Regions from separate parts of the Mus musculus genome. Here regions 2, 3 and 4 are each linked to region 1. The links are chromatin loops, found by intact Hi-C in ENCODE. Cell type or tissue: heart. All regions are shown on one strand. Region 1 has its middle 26 kb from the start of Dmrt3. Region 2 overlaps Dock8 (dedicator of cytokinesis 8). Region 3 overlaps Dmrt1 (doublesex and mab-3 related transcription factor 1). Region 4 overlaps Dock8 (dedicator of cytokinesis 8).

What was found. A loop is a pair of places that touch in the nucleus more often than their neighbours do. Peaks named below come from ENCODE experiments on the same cell type or tissue, not always from the same donor. Only the 100,000 strongest peaks of a DNase experiment are listed, where the experiment ranks them.
Region 2: it touches region 1 in a loop (2.7-fold over the local background); 16 of 42 quality-filtered maps call a loop at or near these places.
Region 3: it touches region 1 in a loop (6-fold over the local background); 36 of 42 quality-filtered maps call a loop at or near these places.
Region 4: it touches region 1 in a loop (3-fold over the local background); 10 of 42 quality-filtered maps call a loop at or near these places.

The regions. Positions count from the first base shown.
Region 1 is chr19:25,634,967-25,637,466 of GRCm38, reverse strand. No RefSeq gene overlaps it. Among named protein-coding and RNA genes, the nearest start is that of Dmrt3, 26 kb to the right of the region's middle. In heart, a CTCF peak has its summit at 1,393 (motif pointing right); no DNase peak of the experiment used is centred here; H3K4me3 peaks cover 428 bases; H3K27ac peaks cover 616 bases.
Region 2 is chr19:25,131,325-25,133,824 of GRCm38, reverse strand. Dock8 (dedicator of cytokinesis 8) reads right to left here. Exons shown (of 48, transcript NM_028785.3): 22 at 1,589-1,761. Among named protein-coding and RNA genes, the nearest start is that of Gm34186, 23 kb to the left of the region's middle. In heart, a CTCF peak has its summit at 1,333; no DNase peak of the experiment used is centred here.
Region 3 is chr19:25,544,691-25,547,190 of GRCm38, reverse strand. Dmrt1 (doublesex and mab-3 related transcription factor 1) reads right to left here. Exons shown (of 5, transcript NM_015826.5): 3 at 1,089-1,372. Among named protein-coding and RNA genes, the nearest start is that of Dmrt1, 40 kb to the right of the region's middle. In heart, a CTCF peak has its summit at 1,348 (motif pointing left); no DNase peak of the experiment used is centred here; H3K27me3 peaks cover 1,346 bases.
Region 4 is chr19:25,106,202-25,108,701 of GRCm38, reverse strand. All of the region lies in intron 14 of Dock8 (dedicator of cytokinesis 8), which reads right to left. Among named protein-coding and RNA genes, the nearest start is that of Gm34235, 11 kb to the right of the region's middle. In heart, a CTCF peak has its summit at 1,109 (motif pointing left); no DNase peak of the experiment used is centred here.

The DNA.
Region 1 (2,500 bases):
GTGTGAGCAACTGTGATAGTGAACACTTGTGGAAACAGCCAGGCAGCACTGTGTACTCCTTTAATCCCAGCAGAAACAAGCAGGTCTCTGAGTTTGAGACCAGCCTGGTCTATAGAGTGAGCTCCAGGGCAGCCAGAGAACCTCTCAGAGAGGCTGGCTTTTGGGATGGAGGCATACGGACTCGCTTTCTCACTCTGCGACTCAGAAGAGGTTGAGAACCACTGTTCTAACTGGATCTTCTTCCCCATTCCCAAAGATTCCACAGATACTAGCTAGGTGATGCCAGACACCCAGAACTTAGAATGCTCCCTAGAGTGTGCTAAGGTCCAATGAGAGCTCACAACGTTGCTGGGCTCTGTGAGTTTTTCCATGAGTTTTGAGACAGGGTCTCTCTCTCACCATGCAACTCTGGATGGCCTGGAATATTTTATACATCTGGCTGGCCTCAAACCTACAGAGATTCACACTACATCACCAGATAATCAAAAAACCTCGGCCCTGAGCAGTAGTGGCAAGTATGAAGTCTGCGTCTTCACACACACACACACACTCACACACACACACTCACACACACACACACTCACACACACACACTCACACACACTCACACACACACACACACTCACACACACACACACACACACACACACACTCACACACACACACTCACACACACACACACACACACACACTCACACACACACACTCACACACACACACACACACTCACACACACACACACACACACTCACACACACACACTCTCACACACACACACACACACACACACACACACACTCACACACACACACACACCCATCCCTGTGTTTGCCAGTCCTGAGACTACACTTAGCAGGAAGAGGATGGAGTTAGCTGGCTCCATCCTCTTGGAGATCTGGTGGCCTCAGACTGTCATCCCCCACAGGGTGGCAGATCCCTGCCAGATACAGATAAGTAATGGGTTTAGACTGTGCTTTCTAAATATTGCCTGGGATGTGTGTGAGTTTACAGCATCAAAGAACAAGGGACAGCTGAAGTATTGGATCTTGACGTTGTCAAGTCCTGATTACAGAGGCTCAAAATTCACACATTGTAAACTATCGCTGACTTTTTCTAAACCCTAAACAAAGCTCAATGGTTACAACTCAGGTCAGTGCTTCTCCTATAGATAAATTAACCACATCAAAAGGTGTATTCTACACTTGGCAGCCGCTACAACGTCAGAGGCACGGTAGTGACATGGGACCAACAAGAGAAAAACAGCGAGAAATAGTGCTCACCAGACAACTGAGCTTTTTTTCTTGTAAGCATGAAAGACAGACTACAGCTCTAAATCAGGGATCCTTGGGAATGCCTGGATGTTTCTGAGGATGCAAAAGCCAGTGTGTTAACGCCATAGCGCCACAAGATGGCGCTGTAGGCCCGAGGAACGCACCGCGCGGGCGTGGCTTTTTGTTTCAAACCTACTCAGGGCAGCAAGTTATCTTTGGACCTAACAGTCAGTGGACTGGACGGAGGAAGGTCGGCTGATTGAGAAAATACTGCCAAAGCTGGTTTCCACCCAGGAGCAACTGCTGTCTTTGCTTACGACCTACTAACATCCGAAGGGCATTCTGCGTGGTGGGGTGGGATGGGGTGGGTTTGAGCATATCTGGATCGCTCGTTTTGCAAGATGGATGAAGGATCCCGGAGTCCTTTGTGTGTTCTCAAACGCTGGTGATTTGGGGCAGGAGGGTGGGTCCCTTTTTGTTGTTTATTTATCTCTTTTGAGTGCCCGTGGAGGTCAGAGAACAACTTTCTAGAGACCCAGGATTTGAATTCAGGTCGTCAGACTTGGTGGCAATTGCCTTTACCTGAGGATCCATCTTAATTTCCCCTCCCCTTTTCACTTCTACTGGGCTAGTGTATATTGAGGGCTTAGGTGAAAAGAAATACATTAAGTATTTTAAGTTCATTATATCATTTGATCTTAGCCACCTAGTGACCTTATTGTTACTTCAGAGGTGGAGAAACTGAGGGCCGCAGAGAGGCAAACATAGCTTTACAAACGGCAGAGCCTGTTGGTCTCTAGGTACTTCTGAGCAGGAAAATCTCCCCCAACAGGAAGTTGAGTTTGGCAGCTGAGTGCTTACCTAGTATTTGCTAGGTGAAATTCCCAGAACTAAAAGCAAACAAAATACCGTGGAGTGGGGTAGGCAGTACAGATGTATCTCAGATGGCAGAGCGCCTACTTAGTTAGCATGCACGCAACCCTGGACCACAGATCCACATGAACAGAACTCTGGGGTGGTACCTACAATCCCAGCATCCAGGAGGTGGCAGAGCCATAGAAGTTCAGGGCCATCCCCGGGTACATAGTGAATCTGAAGTCAGCCTGGGCTACGTGAAATGTGTACAGTCAAAAATCTTCCAGAACATCTTATATTTCTCTCCCTCCCACTTCAAAATTCTTTCTTGGGATTCAGACTTCTCCACAGTGATCATAATTCTAATCGTGTGT
Region 2 (2,500 bases), 500 kb after region 1:
CCTAAAATTCTCAAATAATTAATAAAGACGGAAAAGAGAATAGTTGTAATAAAGTGCTAGTGAAGGTGGACAGACTCCTTGTTGGGAACGTAAATTGTCCAATCCTTATAGAAATCAGTATGGTGGGTGCTCAGGCACTGCAAATAGCACTACCCTCTGACCCAGCCAACCATATGTGGCTAGGTACCTGAAAGGCTATCAGTCACACACTGGAGAGACATGTGCACATCCATATTATTGCATCACTATTCACAGTAGTCACGCTATGGAAAGATCTTAAGTGTCTATCAGCAAATAAAGAGGTAGAGAAGATATTTTATACACACAACGGAGTGTTATTCAGTCACAGAGAGCAAGGTTATGCTGTTTGCTAGGAAATGGGCATACTGGGAGACCATCATGTTAAGTGAAGCAAGCCAGACGTAGACAAATATTGCATGCGTTCTCTGGTTTGTGGTGCACACGTTGTATAGGGACACTTGAGTCCATTAAATGCATACAAAATGAAAGCAGAAGGGAAGGGGACCAGTGAAGGGCATTGAGGGGTGAGGGTAAACGTACTCGGTCTACTTGAAACTATAAAACCATCGCATGTACAATGAATATGGACAATTAAACAAACAGACAAGACACAAAATAACCACCCCACACTAATAGTTCCGTTCTGGAAAAGTACCATCAAAGCACCCGACAGAGGTAGAGAGCTGAAGTGATGCTCAAAAGCACTTGCCGTTCTTGCAGAGGACCCGGGTTTGGTTCTCAGCACTCACACAATGGCTCACAACCGACACCTTTGCTGGTATCTTCTGGCACACGGTATGCTCATAGTGTACATACATGCATACATGCAGAAATGCTTCTACATGCAAGTTAAATAAGTGTTTTATGAAAGTATTTGGCAAAGTCGATGGAGGGCAACTGAGTACCTAGCTAGGCATGGTGGCTCACAACTGTAAACTTAGCACTCGGGAGGCTGAGTCAGGAGAATATCCGTGAGTTCAAGGTTGGTCTGAGTTACCTACTAAATTCTAGGCTAATCTGGGTTACAGAGTGAGACACTATGTCAAGACACCTAAAAGAACCAGGCAGTGGTGGCACATGACTGTAATCCCAGCACACAGGAGGCAGAAGCTGGTGGATCTCTGAGTTGAAGGCCAAACCTGGTCTACAGAGCAAGTTCCAGGAGAGTCAGGTTTACACAAAGAAACCCCGTCTTAAAAGAACCCCAAGTTAAAACAACGCCAAAAAGATTCAGGTACCAACAGTTCCTTTAGTGTGCTAAGAAAGCAGGAAAAAAATATGAGAACAGTGCCCCACCGTGTTTTAATACGGTACTACACCAAAACATCAATGGTCAAAACTCTTTCTCAAATACTTCAAAATCTCTATAAAAAGAGTATGTTAGCATTCTAACCACCAAGGAAAGATGGATGTATGTGGTGCTAAACATCCTAAGTACCCTGACCTGATCAACATACAAAATACTTACATATCAAAATATCAAGCTGTACCTAGAAGTGCATACAGTAGACATCAGCTAAGAAGCAAAACAAGAGTACATGTGCCCCCTCCCCACCCCCATCCCTACCTTTGAAGACATGATGTTCTTAACTTCCTCATCGGCTGCACAGTGTGACCCAGTCAGGTCTGGGTTGCTGCTGCTCATCACACGGGCCTGCATCAGCTTTGAACTCACTGCAGCGGCAGATGTGCGTCCATATGTGTGGTATCGGGGGTCGGGGACTACGGTGGTGGGGCCACCTGTACCCCAGCAGCCAGAGACATGTCAACAGACAGGACAGAGTCAGTTACGGAGCTCAAGAAAGACTGACTAAGGGAGGAATGGTGGGGAAATGTGAACCTAAGATGGGGCCTTGAGTATTCTGCAGCTCGGAGGGGCAGGGTGTGAGGTGGAGGGTAGTGGGGAGGGCTGTGGGGGGACTGGAGGCATACACTTGGTACTAGTCTGTCACCAATTGCCAGAGTTTCTGAATTCTCAAGGAAAACGAGAAACACAAATATTTTTGTGTGCTCAATATTTGAATGACACAAGTCTTGTAAGTTTTGGAGGAAAGTTGTTCAGAATTGAGTCACCCAGAGTCATCTTTTGAGGACAGGCAGATGCAATATTTCAAAGGAAGTCCAACTCTGGTTTAAAAATTGGATTGGAACTACAGATTTATGTAAATTATGACTGCAGAGACTTAAAAGGTGCCAAATTTATTTGGATGTGGAATTTTTAAAAGTCTACTGATGGAGTTACAAAGTTTGGAGCTGAGACAATAGGATGGACCATCTAGAGACTGCCATATCCAGGGATCCATTCCATAATTAGCCTCCAAATGATGACACCATTGCATATACTAGCAAGCATTTGCTGAAAGGACCCTGATATAGCTGTCTCTTGTGAGACTAGGCCGGGGCCTAGCAAACACAGAAGTGGATGCTCACAGTCAGCTATTGGATGGATCACAGGGCCCCCAATGGAGGATCTAGAGAA
Region 3 (2,500 bases), 90 kb after region 1:
CATCTCTGCAGCTCTCTGCAGGAGAACAGGGTGGCATGAAAACCCTGGGGACCTTTATCAGGTGTCCTAGTCACTTGCTCATCTGCATTTGGTATTTATTTTGCAAGTTGGCAGCTTATAGCTATGTTGGCTTATTTTGATGTAAGAATTTTGCAGGCATGACTGAAACATTTTTAAAAGTCAAGTTGTGTTCACAGTTGGTGATGCGAGGCTTAAGAGAGCCCTGCCGCATCCCAGTCCTTTATTCAGTCTCCCTGGATCATTCTCTGTTATGCATACATTGAGAATGTCCCTCCTTATGCCTTATGTGCCATCACACTGACAGAAAATTGTTGTGCAGATTCCCCAAAGTAACCTCAAACTTCTGAGATAAAGGTTATGTTAGACGGTGACTGTGGACTGAGTATTTCAGGAACACACGGAAGCTCTACCCTTGGCCACCTAAAACAACAGCTCTCTTCAAGACACTAGTGCTTGTTTCTCACCTGCATAGGTGAAGAAAAGCAGAAGAGAGTTCCAAGAAGATTTCAACAGAAAACGGAGGGCTTACGCGATGAGTCTAAGCCCTAAGCAACCAAGAGCCTGCGCATTTATAGGGGATCCGCCCCACAGCCGAGGTTCAACTGCAGAGACAGGCCGATCTTGGTGAGTTTGAGGCCAGTCTGGGATGACTTGAGAATTAGTATTTTCAAAAAGAAAAACAGGAGAACCTTGATGAACAGGGTTTGTTGGGAGATGACTGCCACCCAGGAAGCTGCACCTAACATATTCTAAGCTACCCCAAGGTAGAGCAGGCTGGAGGAGGTGGGGCCTCAGATATATCTAACTCTGGGCAGCTGGGTATTTCTGCAAAATGACAATGTGAGAAAAACCAAAGCTGAAAATGAACCCTAAAAACCATACACAATTCCTTCCTGAGTCCCTGCAGCCCATCTTTGCTGACATTAACAGATAGATAGGCCAGTGTGCATCACATCATACTGTGACTACGTGTGTACTGAACAGAACATGTGCGTGGTACATGGTGTGCACGTGTGTGCACTTCCATGCATGCGTGTTTCACATATTCCATTAACTCTGGGTCATACCTGCCACTGGTTTCCAGTCTGAGCAGGCACGTAAGGTGCTGGGAGACTCCGCAGGCTGTTCTTCACGGGGGATCCCCCGAGGGAATTCCCCACCTCCCCTGAGGAGGACTCAGCAGACAAGGCCATGGAATACTGGGGGTAGTTGTACAGATTGTTGTAGTAAGGAAACAGAGAAGGCTGGTAAAAGCTGCTGTAGTAGGCGGGGTCTGATACCAGGTCAGATGTGTTCTCCATATGCCCTCTGCTGGTGACAGCAGGAATATCCTGGATGACCATGCGTCCCTCTAAAAGAGAAGAGAGAAAAATAAAATAAAATAAAAAGATGTGGTTAAGGGGCAGCGTTTGGGATGTAAATCAATAAAGGAATGAGTGACGTCGTAAGATTTAATGTAGGCGGTCCACAGATCTTGCCTTCTACAGCTCAGCTGGGCCTCACACGTTCACCCTCAAGACAAACCAAGAACCTGGAGTGCAAGGGAGACATCCTCCCCTGCTTCTTCAGTCATAAGGGGAGGGTTCCAAGGCCGGCTCTGTGCTGATGGCAAAGCTGAAATACCCTTGGCTAGGTTATTTTCCCTGGGAACACCAAGTCACTTTTGAGGTAGGGTAAATGGCATGACCGGAGTCAAACATCAAGGAACTGGAGATCAGACCCGATTAACCTATGAATTCTTTACCATGTGATCAAGTTAACGTCACCCCAGGAACTCAGTAAGGGGCTGAGTTTGAGAGCATACAGTTTCTTTTTACTTCCTTCCATGGTAGATACGGTATTCTTTAGTATGGACCAGGACTATGGACCAGGAGCAGACCAACGGAGCCACGTTATGGGAGCTTCACCTGATGCAAATTAGAGGGGGAAAGTGAAGGAGAGATGAGAAAGAAAGACCAACCCGGGAGCAACACAAGACCAGTCAGAGGCCACATTAGACTACAAATGTAAGGGGAGCCCAATACAGGCACGGACGTGTGGGGCTTGGAAATGAAGTGGGAGGTGATGGGATGTGAGGACTAAGGATAAAGGGGGGTGAGGCGCAGGAGTCTGGGTGTGGTAGAGTGACACAGAGCTGTGTTCTGTTTACTCTAAGCCATAGGGCATGAGGTACAGGGCTACGAGAAAGGATGCATCTTGAGTCTTCCTGGGAGCCACCGAGGCTGGAGGCTGAGACCCAGAAATCACCACCCAGCAACGGTTACACCTGGGGAGTGGGGTGGAGCCAAGGCATGAACTGAAGCAAACAGATGCAGCATCCCAGAAGCCAAAGCTGGCACCGACTGCAGAGGGTTCAGCTGCAGTGGCAACCGATGCTCAGAAACCACGTAAATCCAGAAACCACGTAAACCCAGAGGGGGTCAAGATGAAGGCAGTCTTTGAGAGTTTCTGTTGTGGTCTGAATGAAGGAAGCAACAGC
Region 4 (2,500 bases), 530 kb after region 1:
TGAAACTGAGGATGAAAACACTTAAAGATAGAAGGTCCCCATTCTCTCCTACATCAGAACAAGAAGTAAGAGGAATAGTCCTGAGGGCTGATCCATCAGAGGAGTTAGCCCTGCTGAAGACCAGTTTTGAAACAAACAAACAAACAAAGGAGCATTGATTCCCTATTTCCTGGGAGGCAGAGGCAGGAGGGTCACTTCAGCCCAGAAGTCTGGAGCCAACCCGAGCAGATCAGTGAGACCCTGTCTGGAAACAATGACGACAAAGGTTAATCAAAATACAGAAACCAAAGACTGCCTCCTGGATTTCAGGGAGTTCTCTCCAGTCTAGACAAACCATGCATCATAGTGAACTACAAGCCGGGATTTGCCTTCATCTAATTACCTCCCCATACCTTCTGCCCCAGTGAGCCTTGACCTGAGGCTATCTGAAAAGAGGGTCTTGTGAACCTCTTGCTGCGTTCTATAAATAGGACCTATAGGGTAAAAATAGCATCTATAACATTAAAAAGCAAGACTTAATTAGAACAGTCAAACGGGAGGGAGCAGCAATTGAAGCATGGTAGGTCCAGATGAGCATAAGCCTGAACTGTACAGCCAACGACTATGCACATAGCCTGTCTTCATGCACCATTCCTCACTGCCTCCCCTGTACCTCCCACCTAATCCTTGGCTCTGCTTCAGTTTCCTGTACCAGAGAGCGTTGGTAGAAGTGTAGGTTTGTACAGGGCACTACTGCCCCAAAGGAGTGGGTTATATAGTGAACTACCGCCCTCCAAGGAGACTTCACTCTGTGTCATGGGATGCACACCTTGGCCTCTTTCCACTCCACCTTCCCAAAAAAGCGCTAAATACCGAGGAAGAAGATGGAGCTGGTGGTAAGAATAAAATCCTTTGCAAAAAAAAAAAAAAAAAAAAAAAAAGGAACAGAAGCTCCTCCTGAAGTGCTGGGGTCCTTCTCATTTTTTCTTGGTCTTGCGTTTAAGAGATGAGCCATAAAATGTGTGGGCCTCTGTAACAAAACAGTGTATCTGTTTTCTAATGCAAAAGGTAGCTGCTTGCCTGAGTCCAGAAGTGAGAGAACTGTGCCCTCAAGTGGCTGAATGGTGCACTAAAATCATAGCTCAGGAATAAAAATAAAATAAAAGGCTGTAAAGGACGTTGTCGGCTCTCTTCTGAATTTTTCCATTCTTAGAAAAAAAGAGGATTGTTTATTGTTGAGTTTGGGAGCCAGACATCAGGATGTGGGCTCTGTGTCCCTTTTTTGCACGAGGCCTGAGCTGGAAGCATTTTTGTTTCCATTTCTTGGCTTTTTCAAACAGCTTGATTTTTTTTTTTTTTTTTTTCCCCACTGCTCATCTGAAGTAAATGGTTTGTTAGGGAGTTCTGGCCACTGCTTGCTAAGCCCAGTAAAACAAATGCCTAACCGTTCTCTCTTAAGGTGGACCTCCTTAAACACTTCTCCAAAGGGTGAAAAGCACAAAACCGTCCAATAACTAGACAAGCATGAAGTGTGTAGGCTAAGCTATTCCATTATAACTATAAAGCAAAAAAGGTTCCTTCCTCAGCACAAGATTCACTCAGGAAAACGTATGGTTAGATTAAGCACAGCTCTGAAAAAGCAAGAGAGAGTTCTGTGTGTTCATAAAGAGTGCCCTGCACACCCGGCTTCTCAGGAGGAACAGTTTGTGGGGGTCATGCTCTGTAACGTGTGCATAGGTCCAGTTCACATCTGCAAAGAAGCAAAATTGAATCCACTGGTCCACAGCCGGCCTGAGGTATGGCGCATACACTCTGTCCATCTCTTCTGTTCACTGCTGTTTCTCTGGTAAATCTCTTAGAAGCCCACTGCTTAGTTTCAGCAGGCATAGCAAGCACCAGCTTGCGGCACGGGGCTTTTATAAGTGAGCCACTCCACATACATAAACGAGCTGTTTCCAACGAGGAGAACTGGAAGTGGCTGCAAGTCAGGAGTGGCAGAAGGAATTTTCACTCTGCCTTCGGTACCTTTAATATTTGGAACCTGTGAATGAGGTTACCTATTCCTTAGGAAATAAAACTCGAACAACTAATGGAACAATGAAGAGTGGAGGGTGCTTTTGATAGAGATTTCAGTAGAGGCACATTTATGGAGATTTAAAGAAATGAGGTCTAAGCTTTTTTATATGACCAAGATTCCTTGGTGATGATGCTGAGTCAGCACACAGGCAAGTGGGCCGCACCACAGCACGGAGAGCAAGCACCACCCTCACGTGAGATGTGAGGCTTAGAGACTACTACGTGTTCTTTGACAAACGCACTTGACTGCAAATCTAGATGAACACTGGGATCGCTTCCCAAATCAAGTGGATGAAGGGGTGGGCCACTCTAAGTCACAACAGACCTTTGGATGACGTCATATAGTGGAGAACCTAGCACAGTTCCTGGGGCTCCTGAGCAGGGCCCTCCAGAGTGAGACCAGACATTGTGTGACATGCCCACACTTCCTTCCGGTACTGAAAAG